2 separate regions of the Homo sapiens genome follow, and region 1 is linked to region 2. Evidence: chromatin loops called from intact Hi-C (ENCODE). Cell type or tissue: GM12878. All regions are shown on one strand.

What was found. Hi-C counts contacts between places; a loop is a spot of excess contacts. Peaks named below come from ENCODE experiments on the same cell type or tissue, not always from the same donor. Only the 100,000 strongest peaks of a DNase experiment are listed, where the experiment ranks them.
Region 1: it touches region 2 in a loop (4-fold over the local background); 2 of 110 quality-filtered maps call a loop at or near these places.

Annotation. Positions count from the first base shown.
Region 1 is chr9:37,139,799-37,142,298 of GRCh38, reverse strand. All of the region lies in intron 2 of ZCCHC7 (zinc finger CCHC-type containing 7), which reads right to left. Among named protein-coding and RNA genes, the nearest start is that of ZCCHC7, 20 kb to the right of the region's middle. In GM12878, no CTCF peak of the experiment used is centred here; no DNase peak of the experiment used is centred here; H3K4me3 peaks cover 803 bases; H3K27ac peaks cover 2,448 bases.
Region 2 is chr9:37,369,777-37,372,276 of GRCh38, reverse strand. The region is part of intron 1 of LOC124902153 (a long non-coding RNA gene); the gene reads right to left. Among named protein-coding and RNA genes, the nearest start is that of LINC01627, 24 kb to the left of the region's middle. RefSeq lists an enhancer at 2,295-2,444. In GM12878, no CTCF peak of the experiment used is centred here; DNase peaks (open chromatin) are centred at 326, 586, 1,036 and 2,346; H3K4me3 peaks cover 507 bases; H3K27ac peaks cover 2,500 bases.

The DNA of each region.
Region 1 (2,500 bases), 230 kb after region 2:
TCAAAGGAAAAAAATCTAAAATTATTAATTATCAAAATTACTCTTTTCCCTATGTATCAACATTACAAGGTTTTTTTTAGCCTATTTACAGTATATCATAACATCATTTTTCCTGATTAGGAAATTATTAGAATTTTTTAAATGGTAAAAAGGATCTCTTTATTATTTTATGTTAATTTAGCAAATACAAAATTCAGTTAAATGTTACTGTATGACACCAGCCTCACAAAACAACTGTAAAACAGAAGTAGCTTTGATCACAATAATTTGATATTTTAAAGCCTGTGAATATTAATGAAAAAATATTTTGGGGAGATGTTGGGAACAGAGACCTCTACTTTTGACTTCTAACAATAACTAAATTGCCATAGCACTTCAAGGACTTAAATTCAGCAGTACAAAGTTATGTTATAAAACAAAATTCCTCACATTTGAAAGTATGCAAGTTTTGCCAAGAAAAAGCAAACTCTTAAGATCTGGTCAAAGTAAAAATGTGTCCACCGTCAAAGGCATGTTCATATGCTTATTTGAATATATACACACTGTGGACCACAAAATTGAATGTAAGAGAAATCACATTATCAGATTACAACAGATTTCTTGTAAACAACTACTTAATATACAATAATATTTAAATTAAAGATTTATAACAGTACCACTTACTGTTAATTAGTATTTCTAGTATTAACTTGGTTACACTATAAAATAACATTTTTATTCCAACAGTAAAGTGACCATGAATACAAATTTTCAGGATTAATAATTTCCCATCAATTTCATGCATAACACTAACATATCTTTTCAGCTTCTCAATGGCTCAAAAATTAAATTGCTTCTGTTATTAAGAAAACAAAACCAAGAACAAAATTAGTTTTCCCCTGCTAGTCCCCATGGATCTAAGTACCACACAATAATTCTTTCCAATCTGCAAAACAAAGAACACACAAATAGATGGGCTAAGGAAGAAAGATCAAAACAAAGAAACAAATTTAAAAAAAAAAATTCCCCTTTTTCTTTAGCAATCAACAAAATAACAAAAAAGAAAAAGTGGAAAAGTCACCAAGAATATATGACCATGTAAGCATGGGCACTCTTGCAGAAAACCAAGTCTGCAACCGAAAGCCATGGGAAATTTAAATTAGAGCAAACGGCCACAATAGGCAGAGAATCTGTATGGATAAAAAGGGACTGCTGAGGTTGCAGGTATACTACTAAAGATCTTTTGAGATTTCCAAACAAATTTTATTAGTTTTAATAAATTCTAAAAATAAGAAATAAGTATGCGCATTATACTATAAGCATTAAATTTTTTTCCTTTTAATCAAAATACACATGTATGTGATATATCTAAAAGAAGAGGAAGAAAAGATTCTCTTTGCTTAATACTGCTTTAGAAATTTGCTTCACAAACCTATCTCCTTCTATGTTTAAATAATCTTAACGGAATTTAAAAATTTAACACAATGAAGGCCCTTCACTGCTGATGTTAACCTAACTGGTGGCACAATCACAGAGTTGAATTGCAATCGACTTGAACTCCTCTGACTACCGGGTACATAATTATACACCAAAGTCAGTTTAACTAACCAACATGGTTTGAAAATTAGATGACCTGTGGTACAACACTTACGTTTCTTCTGTTAGATCTGATAATAAAACCTCCCAAACTGAATCATCTCAAACAGAAAAATAAAGGGATTAATACAACTTTAAAATGTCATGGCATCAAGAACACAAATATTCCACAACCAAGTAAGTACCTGATGGATCTCTACCACTCACCTATCCAGAAACTTTTAAATTGAATATTTTGAATGTTTAAAAGTATTTCATACACAGAAGAACCAATAATACCAGGCTAAAATATGATTATACAACACATTTACAGCAATATTTAAGTTATATTTATTCTCCCACAAAATTTGTATCATTTTTTAAGCAAACCAAAAGGGCTGAGGTGTTGAATGAAGAGCAAAATACTCAATTATATGGGAGTAAGGATGTCTTTCAAGTTCTTATCAGAACAACGAATTTTTATTAGCTATTAAAATCCTCCTTAAAAGTAGGAAGTAATGCTATTTCTAAATAAAACCATTGACAAAAGTTCATTTGTGTTAAATCAGACCATTTAATACTAAAAACTGGCTAGTACAGGATTAAGGACTAACTTACAGGATTGATTGTGGTTGCACATCTTCTCTTTAAAGAAAATCTCCTTTCTTTAGTTAAATGTATATGTATGTCATATTCTTCCAAATCCTGAATTCCTCACCTGGCTTTTTTAAAGCATAATTTGTATTACATTAGCAATATCATATTACCAGTCATAACCAGTCTATTTCCTATCTTAAGAATTCTCATTAACTACCAATATAGAAAAAGTATTGAAAAGTTTTCAAGAGTTGGAGCTTTCCCTCCCTATGATAGATAATTCTGTTGCAAGCACTATTTAGTTACAAAACAAATATGACTTAAGGGAACTGCCAATAAAAATATTTTC
Region 2 (2,500 bases):
TCTGTGCTTCCTGCCTGGACTGTCTCAGGAGTGAAGCTGAGGCAGCATGCGGGCGTCATGAGGAAGTAAGCCTTGGTATCTCAGAAATCACACACCAGAGGGCTGGCGTCAAACCTCTGAGGGGCCAGGAGCTTCCAGCTGAACTGAGTCACACATTTCTGGAGCGCCCCTTTGGGAGAGCAGGTCCTGGCTGACAGGCAGGGCCTACCCACCACGTTGAGAAGCCTGAGTCTCCAAGGGAACGGTGTTCAGGACTGATTAGCAACATCTCCCCCGGGATTTGACAGGAGGTTTGCCCTTCCTGGCCTCTAATGGGTGCCAAGCAAAACGCTGGGCTTTTGGGATACAGAGATGAATCAGATACCTGCCCTCGAGGAGCTCCCAGGCTTCTGTGGGAGGCTGAGAACGTAAAGAGACAATGACAAGCCAGTAGCTAAGGGCTAGGATAAGGTGGTACTCAGAGGCTGGGGGGCAGAGCTGAGAGACACAGTGACGGTGCCTGCAGCAGAAGGGAAGGGAGTTTCCCCGTGGAATTTCTGACGGGGTTTGGGGAAACAGTAGGAGGGCATTTCCAGCAGGGCCCACAGCATGAGTAAATTTTCACAGAATAAAAAGGTAGGGGTGTCTTGGGGGTAGATCAAAAGGAGGTGTGGCAGGAGACGAGCAGGACAGGAAATCCGGGGTGATTGGGAACGGCCCTGAGTGCTGTCCCTAGGAGGGTAGTCCCTAATGGGGTCACCTTGGCCAGGTTTGCCCGTTCTCATCCTGGCAGGCCCTTGGGAGGGCAGACACCCTACAGGTGCAGCTCAGGCATCTCAGGACACCCCCACAGCTGGAGGGAGACTTTCTCTGCCCCTGTGCTCCTGCTGTGTTTGGAGCTGGAAGACCCAGTTCAGACTCTGCGGGACCCTGAGCCCTGTCTGAGCCCTGGTGTTGTGTATGTTGTGAGCCGCTGCAGGTGCAGGACAAAAGGCCACAGATAATTTGCATGGGATGGAGAACACATTTGCAGTTTCCTCCTCTCACAAATTGGAAATTTCACTTTCACAGCCTTTCTTTCCTCATCACAACCACACCAGTTTCTTCATAGCACCACAAGAGTCTGTTGTCACAGAGAAACCCCAGCTTTCCTCTGTGGTGTTTCTGCCTCACTGGCCTCTAGGGCTCCAAAAAGTTCAACACCCAACCATAGATGTCCCCTCCTTCAGGTCTCCTGCAAACCCTGCTCCCACGCCCTGGTTCCCCACCTTGTGGAAAGAGTCTCACACTGGGGTCGGGCCTGGGCAGTAGTCCTGGCTCTGCCCCCAACTCAGTATGGGATGCGAGGCTCTCTCTGGGCCTCAGTTTCCCCATAGGTACCAAGAGCATTCTAGACTTCATTATCTCTGAAAGTCCTCCAAGACAACAGTGACTTTCTGATCTTGAGAGTTTCTTTCTCTTGGGAACCCCAAGATAATCTATAGCACGTGCTGGGGTCTTGGCCCCTGGTGGCCTAGGAACTCGCTTCCTTCGGGCATCTTTTCTGTTTGCTCTGCTGCTGCTCCCCACTCCCTTCCCAGTTTCCTCCTGTCCTCAGGTCTAGTTCCTGCATCTCAGAGTTCATTTGCTCCCTGACGCATCGTAACTCCATGGGAGGTGTTATTTTAGAGGTGCTCAGTCCACGGTGCTAAAGGAGGGGATGGGAGTCGGCTTCCTGGCCCAGGAGGGAGGCCTCTTCTCCATCCAGCCCCTCACTCCCATGCCACAGCCCGGCTCATGCTATGCCCAGAGATTCTTGCAAATAGCTGAAGGTGCCTAGAAGTAACAAGGCTGTTGAAGCTCAATATTTAAACACATTTTTCACTCCCTCCTAACTTGATGAAGTTTGCAAATTGTTTTCTGTTGACAAAATGTGGCAGAGAGAGTGTGAGGGGGTTGAGGGGGCACCAAGGCCTGGGTCTGGCCATTATTCTGACTTGATGTATGACCACCGCAAGCCTTTTCTCAGTTCTTGCCTCAATTTCCCATCTGTGAAGTGAGGAGAGGAGGCAAAGTCGGGTGGGCTAGAGTGGACTAGACAGTCCTTTGGCCCTTTGCAGCTCTGACACCCACCAGAACTTCAAAAATCCTGCCATGGCCGAGACTCCCTTGCAAGATGTTGCTGTGTGCACAGCCTGGCTTGCAGATGGGAAGGGAGGGCTCGTGAAAAGACAAGAATCCTCTGGAGCATATAGGCAGGCTTCCACAGCCAGGTCTGCAGTGGGAAATCCAGAGTGACCCAGGAGGCCAAAGTTAATTGAGGAGATAAAACCAGAAAACTCCCCTGAGCAGCCAAGTGCAGGAAGGTTGTCAATGCAAATTAGCAGGAAGCGATGGTTAGTTGGGTGCAGGCACAGGAGACAGGTGGCTGGCGACCCATGACTTCTCCAGGATGATGGTGGGTCCTGCAGGCCCCCTGAGACTTGGTGTGGAAGATGAGGCAGGGTTGTGAAAGGAGGCTGAGGCGGAGGCGACTTTGACA